Linked DNA regions of Homo sapiens: region 1 is linked to region 2. Evidence: chromatin contacts called from ENCODE Hi-C or POLR2A ChIA-PET data. All regions are on one chromosome and are shown on one strand. The core of a region is the stretch at or near the end of the contact, and the rest is flanking DNA. Distances in the headings are between cores, read along the strand shown.

Region 1 (5,006 bases), core at 2,198-4,697, 70 kb before region 2:
TCACTTTCTATATCCTCTTTTCTTTTCCAAGATTAAAACATCCAGAAGAGATTAAAACCAGATTTTCCCAAATCCTTCAAGTTTTCTATGTTCAATTTCAAAGTTGCCAGAGATATACACCAGGTTTATTATAGATATTCTCTGTTTATTCATTCCCTTGTCATTCAGCAAAAGTGAGCAGCAGTTGGAAAACTGTTAGATTTCAGGTGCCTACAATAGAAATTGCAATAACCAACTCCATGGGAATTTTCTGTTTGCGATGGGGAGGTCCAGTAGATACACGATTTTTTTCTTCTTGTTTTTCTTTATTCACTCTTTTGCATTCAGTAATATTTCACCGTCTTAAAAGTAATGTTAATTCTCTAGGGCATCTTTAGAATTCCTTCTCCTGTTTCCTTATCAATTATTTCCAACACCCTACATAAATCTTTCATACTATTGATAAATCATAGTCTAACAAGAAGTTATTCATACTTTTTTTAAAATTCCTGTAAGTCTCATAACTGATAAGTACTTTAAGCTCTTTCTCTCTAGAGCTCTCATCTAATCTCACATTGAAATGCCTTCTGCACACTGAGAAGATTTCTAAATGTATTTCTGACCCTCTTCTCTTTTCTGGATGCTGGACCCATATATCCAGCTCTAGATGCTATTTCTAAGTTGAATATCTAGCAGCATATCAAACTCAACATGGTCAAAGTAGAAATCTTATTTCTCCCTGAACTTGCTCACTCTCTATCTTCTGTGTCAATTATTGGCACCACCATCAGTCCAATTGCTCAGAAACTTGGGAGTCTTTTGTGACACCCTTGTTCTCTCACTCCTTGTAAATCTCTGACTCATTCAGCAAGAACTTCCGCCAACATAGAGCCTGCAGTTTCCCATTTCTTAGCATCTCTTCTACAACCATAGGAGTCTAACCCGTGTTTCTAGACTCAAAAACAGCAATAGTCTCCTACCCAGTGTCTCCACTTTTACTCTTTTCTCTTATATTCCACACAAAATCCAGAGTAATCTTTTAAAACATGCTAATTAATCTTATTATTCCCTGCTTTAAAACCTTCCAATGGGTTGGTAGTGCACTGAGAATTGAAATAAAAACACTTTACCATGGCTTTCAAGACTCCTGGTAACCTGGTTTCTATTAGCTCTCTGACCTCATCTCACGCACTTGCCCCTCTTTTCCTATGCCTTGAAAATGTTAAATATATTTCTGTGTTAGAGTCTTTGCACTCTCTGTTACCTATGCCTACAATGTTATTCCCCTAGTTCTTCTGAAGTCTACCCTTTCTATCATCCAGATTTTGGCTCAAATGTAAACTTCTCAGTGAAGTCTTCTCTCATTCCCAGTCCAGAGCAGTGCCCATTTCTTCATCCCTCCTCCCACAAGTCACTGTCTTCGCCATTGGGTTTAAAAAATTCATTGCAATTATGAATATTAGAAATAATATCATTTGTGGTTTTACTCCATCCCCCCTCCCCTTTTCACTGTGATCTTTTTAGGGCAAGGACCACCTGTCTTCACAGCTGTGCAACTGGTGCCAGTACAGTGCCTGGAACAGAGAAGTCCTCAACATGCAGTTGTGATATCTATAAAACATGAATGTCTTCAGCGCTCTTGAATCTCAAGTGAAACTAGCTTTTTGTAAGTCTCTTGTAAACTGACCAGCAAGCTTTTTTTTGATAATAGAAAACTGTGGAATATTAACTTTATTCTGATTTCAAAGAAAATGAAGTATAGTTTCGGACATTTAAAAGAAAAAAACCTCCTTCAGAATTCAGAAAGGCATTTCATCAAGAAAAATTCCACCATTTTCCTAGATTAGCTGAGTCTAGAACATTAGGAAAATTACCTACCTGTATCAGGGATGAAGAGGACCACCTCATAAGTAACTATGCAGGGAAAATGTAAACACAGGTAGACCTTATCAAACCATCACATTCAGAGAATAAATTCAAGTCTCTTCAATGCAGTTGTGCAGCCTTGCAGTGTTTGGGGCTCCATTACTGACCCTGGGAACACGGTTCTAAAGGAAGCTACCTTGCAATATCTTGGGCCACAACCAGAAGTTAAGACAATAAATAAATAAATAAATAAATAAATAAATAAATAAATAAAACAGAACAAAATAAGCTATACAAAATACAAAATGTTTGTTTAGGTATGTTTGTGTGTACTTACGCAGAGGAAGGGGAAAGTCTAGGGAAGTGGCGAAGAGAGAGGCAAAGCTGACTACATTATCTGCGTGGCCCATTGCAAAATACAAATGTGAGACTCCTTGATTAAAAATTATGAAGAAGAACAAAACAGCGACAGTAGACTATTGTCCCAGAATATTAAACCAAACACGGGTCTTATGAGCTGTGGCCTATACAACTGCATAGTCGCACACCCATGAAGCCCACCCTGGTTGGAGGGGAGAATTATAATTCATCTCCAGCGAATGTAAAGCAATCCCCACCCTGCCAAAACAACAGTAAAAATAAACGGCGATCCAAATTAGGGCAGGTTGTGCCCAATCCTGATGGCTGTGCTTGTGATGACGGTGGCGGTGCTGAGGTGGACTTGGGGGCACTGCTCCTATATAACAGACTTTAGATTGATAGAGGAGAAGGAAAATAGTTTCTGAAGCTCCAAAGTAGAAACTTCAGGCGCAAAGAATAAGGTAAAGGAAAGGAGACCGCATCAGACCTCCCTCCTGCCCTTGGGCAGTCAATGCCTTTTCTTTCCAAAGCGACCCTCTCCTTAGATCACTGTGTATATCCGGTGCCTTAGGAGCTGGGGTGGAGTACGTAGGTTTGGCTGTAAGGGCGCGTCAGAGCGACAAAAAGGGTAGAGACAAGTTTAAACCCCTTTCTGTGGAGTGGCTTCCTACCCTCTTTGGCCACAAACCCCAGGGCTCCCAGAGGGGCCTGGATGTAAGTGGGTTCCAGATGACCCATCCTCCCTTGACCCTCCGAAGGTAAGACCCAAGGGGAACCGCTGTGATCAGCATTCTTGAATTCCTCAAAAGTCACCTCACTTGTAGAAGTGCGTAGTCCTCCAGCATTTGGAAGAGGTGGCAGGGACCTTGGGGCCCGGGAAGTTCGCGACCCCAGGAAGCGGGTCTGAGGCGGTGCACCCCATCCACTCCGTCCGCAGTCGGGGCGGGGCAGCGGGACCCGAGAGGACGGGAATCCCTGCAGGGAGGGAAGGGCCGCGCCTGCCGAGGCGGCTCCGAGCCCCGCCACTCGGTCCTATCCCGGCTCGCGGAGGCTCAGGCCCCGGGAACTGCGGGCGGAGGGGGCGGCGACCGGGCACCCTGCGGCCACTGCGGCCGCTGCTCCTGCGACTCCCGCGCCCGCCGGGTGGTGGCTCCCCAGTGCCCGCCCCCAGCTCCCCTTCCCCGCCCCTCACGCCCCCTTCCCGCCCCGGCCCCCGCCCGGCGCTCGGGCCGCGCCGACCCGTCGCCCCGTCCTTCCGAGCGCGCCAGGCGGCAGATTCTTGGCGGCGGCGGCGCCTCCCCAGTGCCGGCGGCCCCGAGCCGGCTGCCGCGTTCCGGGCCTCAGAGTCCTCCCGCCTCGGCCATTTTCCCTCCTCCCCATCTCCTCCCCTTAGTCCCCTCCCCTCCCGATCCTCATCCCCTTGCCCTCCCCCAGCCCAGGGACTTTTCCGGAAAGTTTTTATTTTCCGTCTGGGCTCTCGGAGAAAGAAGCTCCTGGCTCAGCGGCTGCAAAACTTTCCTGCTGCCGCGCCGCCAGCCCCCGCCCTCCGCTGCCCGGCCCTGCGCCCCGCCGAGCGATGAGCGCCCCTCCGGTCCTGCGGCCGCCCAGTCCGCTGCTGCCCGTGGCGGCGGCAGCTGCCGCAGCGGCCGCCGCACTGGTCCCAGGGTCCGGGCCCGGGCCCGCGCCGTTCTTGGCTCCTGTCGCGGCCCCGGTCGGGGGCATCTCGTTCCATCTGCAGATCGGCCTGAGCCGTGAGCCGGTGCTGCTGCTGCAGGACTCGTCCGGGGACTACAGCCTGGCGCACGTCCGCGAGATGGCTTGCTCCATTGTCGACCAGAAGGTAAGTCGCCGCACCGCTGCCAGCCCGGCGCCTCCCCGCGGCGCAGGGGGCGCTGCCCGGCTGGCCCTCTCCGCGCCAACTTTCCGGCTCCCGGGGCTCGGCTGGCCGCCAGCCTCGCCGGCGCTCTGGAAGCGGCTGGCCCCGCCGCGGCTGGACGCCTGCAACCCGAGGCGCTGCGCTCGCTGTTGCTCATCCTCCTCTCGCCCCATCTTCCTCTATTCACCGATTTCTCTCCAGTCCGCCGCCTCCTCACCCATTTCCATCCTTCTCATGACATTTCCAGGTATCTTGCCCTTTCCTCGCCGCGCCCCTCCTTGTCCTTGAGACTTCCCAGTTTTCTTCCCCTCTCTCCCCTACGGACCCTGGACCAGCGCATTCCTGGTGCAGGAATCCTCCTTCCTGCACCAGAGTGCCCCCGGAATGACCTGGAGACAAGGAATTTCTCACCTGTCAGATAAGCTTTTAAGAGAGTGTGATTGACTCGGCCAGTTGTCAAAACAACTGACCAGGAGTGCAGGTACCCAAGGCCTTGTCATCTTTTAGTTCCACTTCTGTATGAGCATGGAAACACATTTTCCAACGACAAAACCTGAAAGTTGCGACCTTCCTATTTTTCATTCCCGGGATGCTGATAGTAGGACGTTGAAGTGGTGGGGGTGATGTCCAGGAACACCCCGAGGCTGGCTGTGTCCTTAAGTTTGAGGCTGTGGGGCTCTGGACAGCGGCCACTGAAGGCAGGTTAGAAGGGTCATTATCCGGGGCCAGGCCACCCCCAGAGGAGACTCAGCCCACCCACCACTGTTTACAGTAGCAATTTGGATTTTCAGGTTGCCTCTGGAGCCATCCAGATGGATGTTGCATGGAAGGGGGTGATACAGACGTGAGGCAGAGGGGGCCATGGCGCCAGTCTTCTTAGTGTAAACAGCCAGCGTTTCAGGAGTGGAGACAGAGGTCTCTAAAG
Region 2 (4,921 bases), core at 526-3,025:
TCAGCCTCCTGAGTATCTGGGACCACAGGCGCCCGCCACTATGCCCGGCTAATTTTTTGTATTTTTAGTAGAGATGGGTTTTCACCGTGTTAGCCAGGATGGTCTCAATCTCCTGACCTCGTGATCCACCCGCCTCAGCCTCCCAAAGTGCTGGGATTACAGGTGTGAGCCACCACGCCTGGCTAATTTCTTTTTGTATTTTTAGTAGAGACGGGCTTTCACCATGTTAGCCAGGGTGGTCTCAATCTCCTGACCTCGTGATCCACCCGCCTCGGCCTCCCAAAGTGCTGGGATTACAGGCATAAGCCACGGCGCCCAGCTTACTGTCAGATTTTTAAATGTGATTTACAAGCAGCTTGGCTTTGACTTTTGATGGCCTAACTGATTTTGAGAATTATCAGACATTTAATGTATGAATCTTTGCAAGTGGGGAAATGCTATATTATTTTATAACAGTTAGTATGACCTGCTTTTTGCCATTGGTTTAGTAGTAAAGACCTTTTTGTAATTAAAAAGATAGTAATCAATTAGGGGGAAAAGGTATTGTGTCATTATTCAAATAGAGGAGACTTGTAATATTGGAAGCAGATGGTGCCAGGGGAAGTGACTTACAGACACTTATAGGTGCAATAGGTTATAGTGCCCCCTCCCAGCATTTTTTCTAAATAGCAGAGTTTTTTGTTTTTGTTTTTCCTATGGAAAAAGAAATGAGAATATCTTTCAGTTCTGTGTGATTTGGCTTCAGAGATCTTCTCAAAGATAAAAGATAATGAGTTTAAGGTACTTAAAAAAGAGCAGGGAAAGCCATTATATTTATGTGGAATTTTCTATTTTTGGTGCAGGTGGAACCTCTTTGAAGGTTTGCCATTAAGAAAAAAAAAATCCCAGGGGAAAAGTAGGGACAGTAACCAGTATCATGACAAGTAATCTCTAGTGTTTCGAAGTGATCCATAGGGCATTATTTAAAGGGAAATGATCACAAGCTCAGAACGTAGTCATGTTCTTCTGGTGTGAAACTAGAAATGGGGAACTGGGCGAGGGAGGGAACTGGAGCATTACTCTTAAAGTCTTAGGGTTAAACCTCAAAGGTCTTATAGAGACATTTCCTGTTCAGTTCAGCTATTCACTTATTCAACAAATATTTACTGAGCATGTACAATTTGCCATACACTATTATAGGTGAGGACAACAGTAGTGTAAAAACCAGTTTGTACCCTCATAGAGTTTATGTTCTAGTAGGGAAGATGGTCAATGAATTATGAGGTCAGATGGTGATAGGTGCTTAGAAGAAAACCAAACTGAGATCAGGGGTGAGTCTAATCAGGAAGCCCTCCCCTTAATTTATTCATTTGTTGATGTATCTGTTCATTTATTTGTTTAATGAAATAATTGTTGATCTTAAGCAAGACAGTTTACTTTCTGCTTTCAGTGACTTATGTAAGTGAGTTGTATGAACTCAGAACTAGTTTTCTCATACAAAAAAAGTTAAACAACTAAAGTTAAATTTCTTAGCTGGCTCACAGAATCTCCTTGAACCCATGTTAAAAATTTCACTGTGGTACTATGATAGGAGACTCCACTCTGGTTCTTAGGAGGACAGAACCAAGGAAAATGAGAGAAAATGTGGAGAGGAGTCTTTTGCTGTAGAATTGGCAGTCATCTTTTAGGGAGATTTTTAAATAAGCTAGTTTTGGTTTCACATTCTTCTATCAGATTTTCACCACCTTAGACTTCCCCTGTTTCCCCTCGCTGCCTTTTTCAGTCCTCCTTTCTCCTCCCCGCAGCCTGCTTTACTCATAAAAAGTGCTTTGTGGCATTCTAGCATTTTCTTAGAGGGGAGCAGTTTGACTGAACAACTTCTTCTAAGTGTATGAATGAGACATAATATAAGCATAACCCTAACCTGAACGAAGGTATTTGCATTTTCTGAAGAGGACACTTGAATCACTAATTGCTGGCATTTTGAGCTACCTGAAAAAGCTATGTGAAAATCCTCAGAGAATGTAGAGGACCTACTGTGGGCAGGAGGCCATTGGGTCTGTCAGGAAGGCCAACAATTCCTTTCAGTCTCCTGCCCAGGTAAGGTGTGCAGCCTTGCTTTTTAACTTTTTCTCTTCCTTCCATGAAAAAACTGGTGTTTCTTTTTTGTTGTTGTTGTTTTCTCTGATGGCTCTCATGCATTTTTATTTTCTGCCTTTTATAAGCTGGGTGGTTGCAAATGAGGGTAGTGTGGATAGGGTTCATGCTCCTGAGGCCCATATTCTGGCCTGTCAGCATGTTGAGCCAAAACAATGACAATAACAATGACAATATTAATGACTATGTTTTCTGACTGCCTAAGTATGCTAGTATTTCACATATATTCATGATACCATTTGGTCTTTACTACAGTCCTGAAGGGTTCATAAGAAGACCATTTGTAGATAAAGAAGGCAAGGGAGGTGAGAGGTTAAGATATTTGCCCCAGATTACAGGGCTAGTAAATGCAGTTGGGTTTGATCACACTTGGGTTTGTTTGATCCTGAAGTCTCTTTTCTTTTCCCTACTACTGTCCCAGAAATAAGTGACTGGTGATTCCAGAGGAACTGTTCCCTTGTTAGGCTCGAGCTGTTTTAACTCAGGATCACCAAGTGACTCTTGATGTTCTGCATACCGAGGCAAATGGATTAGGCTACAGAAGAAAGACTTGGAGCAGGAGTTCCAGTGGAGTGATTTTACTCATGTTAGCTTACCAGCCTCAGAGATGTGCCCGGGAGTCTGTTCCTATTTTAGGTACCCAAACTTCAGCAGGCCTTCAGGACCCATGGTACTTGGACTCTTTCCTGGACTTCATGGTATCTGGGCTCCTTCTCTCTTGAGTATTTAGATAAACACATGAACAGTCAGTTAGTGCATTGAACTCACGATACATTGATTGGTTCCTCTTGTGGTATTAACAGAGCTTATTGCTGCAGATTTTACTGACAGATAAAACTGGCACTAAAATTATCTATTTGTATTTCCTTCTCCATGAGACACTTTCATTGATTGTTTACTTTTATCCCCTATAAAAATACCTAGTGAGAAATCTGTGTTTTTAGTGTCTTTTTTGTTCTGCTTGGGGACCATGGCAAACCTTTGGTTGTGGTTGTACAATCAGTTATTCAAGTATTTCAACAATTGGCTGCATTAATTTTTTTCTTTTTTCAAAGGGATTGGGGAATTGGCAGTGGTGCTCAGGTTGCTGTATTTGGAATATAGAATGATCTGCTTGTCTCAAGTGAAAAACTCCTTGTAGACTTGGAAAAAGAGTTTGCCTTTGACTGCATAGGCTGGTACCTATTTTTTGATTTTCTAGCATTTTTCCAATTGGCCCATTCAACTTCCTTTATACCCTTTGTGATGTGAGGTATCGGATGCAATATTCTTTGTATGGTGCCATCCTTCATCCAGATGCATATGTTCTAGTGAAGCCAAACTGAAGGAAGAGAATGACTCTATTATGATGGATTAGTGTGCATATATTAGTCTATTTTCATCCTGCTAATAAAGATGTACGCAGGACTGGGCAATTTACAAAAGAAAGAGGTTTAATGAACTTAACAGTTCCACATGGTTGTAGAGGCCTCACAATCATGGTGGAAAGCAAGAAGGAACAAGTCACGTCTTACATGGATGGCAGCAGGCAAAGAGAGAGAGCTTGTGCAGGGAAACTCCCATTTTTAAAACCATCAGACCTCATGAGACCCACTCACCATCAGGAGAATAGCATGGGAAAGACTAGCCCTCATGATTCAACAGTCTCCCACTGGGTCCCTTCCACAGCATATGGGAATTATGGGAGCTACAAGATGAGAGTTGGGTGGGAACTCTGAGCCCAACCATATCATTCCATCCCTGGCTCCTCCCAAATCTCCTGTCTTCACATTTCAAAACCAATCATGCCTTCCCAACAGTCCCCCAAAGTCTTTACTCATTTTAGCATTAACTCCAAAGTTCACAGTCCAAAGTCTCATCTGAGACAAGGCAAGTTCCTTTCACCTATGATCCTGTAAAAGGCACTGGGTAAATACAGCTCTTCCACATGGGAGAAATTGGTCAAAACAAAGGGGCTAAAGACCCCATGCAAGTCTGAAATCTAGCTGGGCAGTCAAATCTTAAAGCTTCAAAATGATCTCCTTTGGCCCCAGGTCTCATATCCAGGTCATGCTGATATAAGATATGGGTTCCCATGGTCTTGGGCAGCTCCGTCCCTATGGCTTTGCAGGGTACAGCTTCCCTCCTGGCTGTTTTCATGGGCCGACATTGAGTGTGTGTGGCTTTTCCAGGTGCACAGTGCAAGCTGTCAATGGATTTACCATTCTGGGGTCTGGAGGATGGTGGCCTTCTTCTCACAGCTCCACTTGGTGGTGCCCCAGTAGGGACTCTGTTGAGGGCTCCAACCCCACATTTCCCTTCCACACTACACTAGCAGAGTTTCTCAATGAGGGCCCTGCCCCTGCAGCAAACTTCTGCCTGGGCATCCAGGCGTCTTTATACATCCTCTGAAATCTAGGCGGAGGTTCCCAAACCCCAGTTCTTTACTTCTGTGCACTCACAGGCTCAACTCCATGTGGAAGCTGCCAAGACTTGGGGCTTCAACCCTCTGAAGCCACGGCCCAAGCTCCCTGTTGGCCCCTTTGAGCCATGGCTGGAGTGGCTGGGATGCAGGGCACTAAGTCCCTAGGCTGCACAAAGCATGGAGACCCTGGACTCAGCCCACGAAACCACTTTTTTTCTCCTAGGCCTCTGGGCCTGTGATGGGAGAGGCTGCAGTGAAGACCTCTGACATGGTCTGGAGACATTTTTCCCATTGTCTTGGGGATTAACATTTGGCTACTTATTACTTATGCAAATTTATTCAACCAGTTTGAATTTCTCCTCAGAAAATGGTACTTTGTTT

The links. A loop is a pair of places that touch in the nucleus more often than their neighbours do. ChIA-PET counts read pairs that join two places held with the same protein, here RNA polymerase II (POLR2A). Pooled maps may share reads with other maps.
Region 1: a map of B cell shows a loop between it and region 2 (13-fold over the local background). The contact joins the promoter of PRKD1 here to the enhancer-like site in region 2. A Hi-C loop is called at or near these places in 1 of 168 maps with a recorded cell type or tissue (B cell), 4 of 37 single-sample maps with no recorded cell type and 8 of 50 pooled maps. POLR2A ChIA-PET finds 5 or more read pairs at or near these places in 1 of 52 experiments (activated B cell).

Annotation. Positions count from the first base shown.
Region 1 is chr14:29,926,288-29,931,293 of GRCh38, reverse strand. PRKD1 (protein kinase D1) reads left to right here and starts at 3,447. Exons shown (of 18, transcript NM_002742.3): 1 at 3,447-4,045. The coding sequence starts at 3,782. It overlaps LOC105370429 (a long non-coding RNA gene), which reads right to left and starts at 3,167. Exons shown (of 3, transcript XR_943703.2): 1 at 2,183-3,167.
Region 2 is chr14:29,854,590-29,859,510 of GRCh38, reverse strand. All of the region lies in intron 1 of PRKD1 (protein kinase D1), which reads left to right. Among named protein-coding and RNA genes, the nearest start is that of PRKD1, 71 kb to the left of the region's middle. Within about 2 kb of position 1,775, at least 2 of the 41 ENCODE cell types and tissues checked have a DNase peak (open chromatin) inside an H3K27ac peak, as active enhancers do; they include B cell, where a contact is called at or near this core.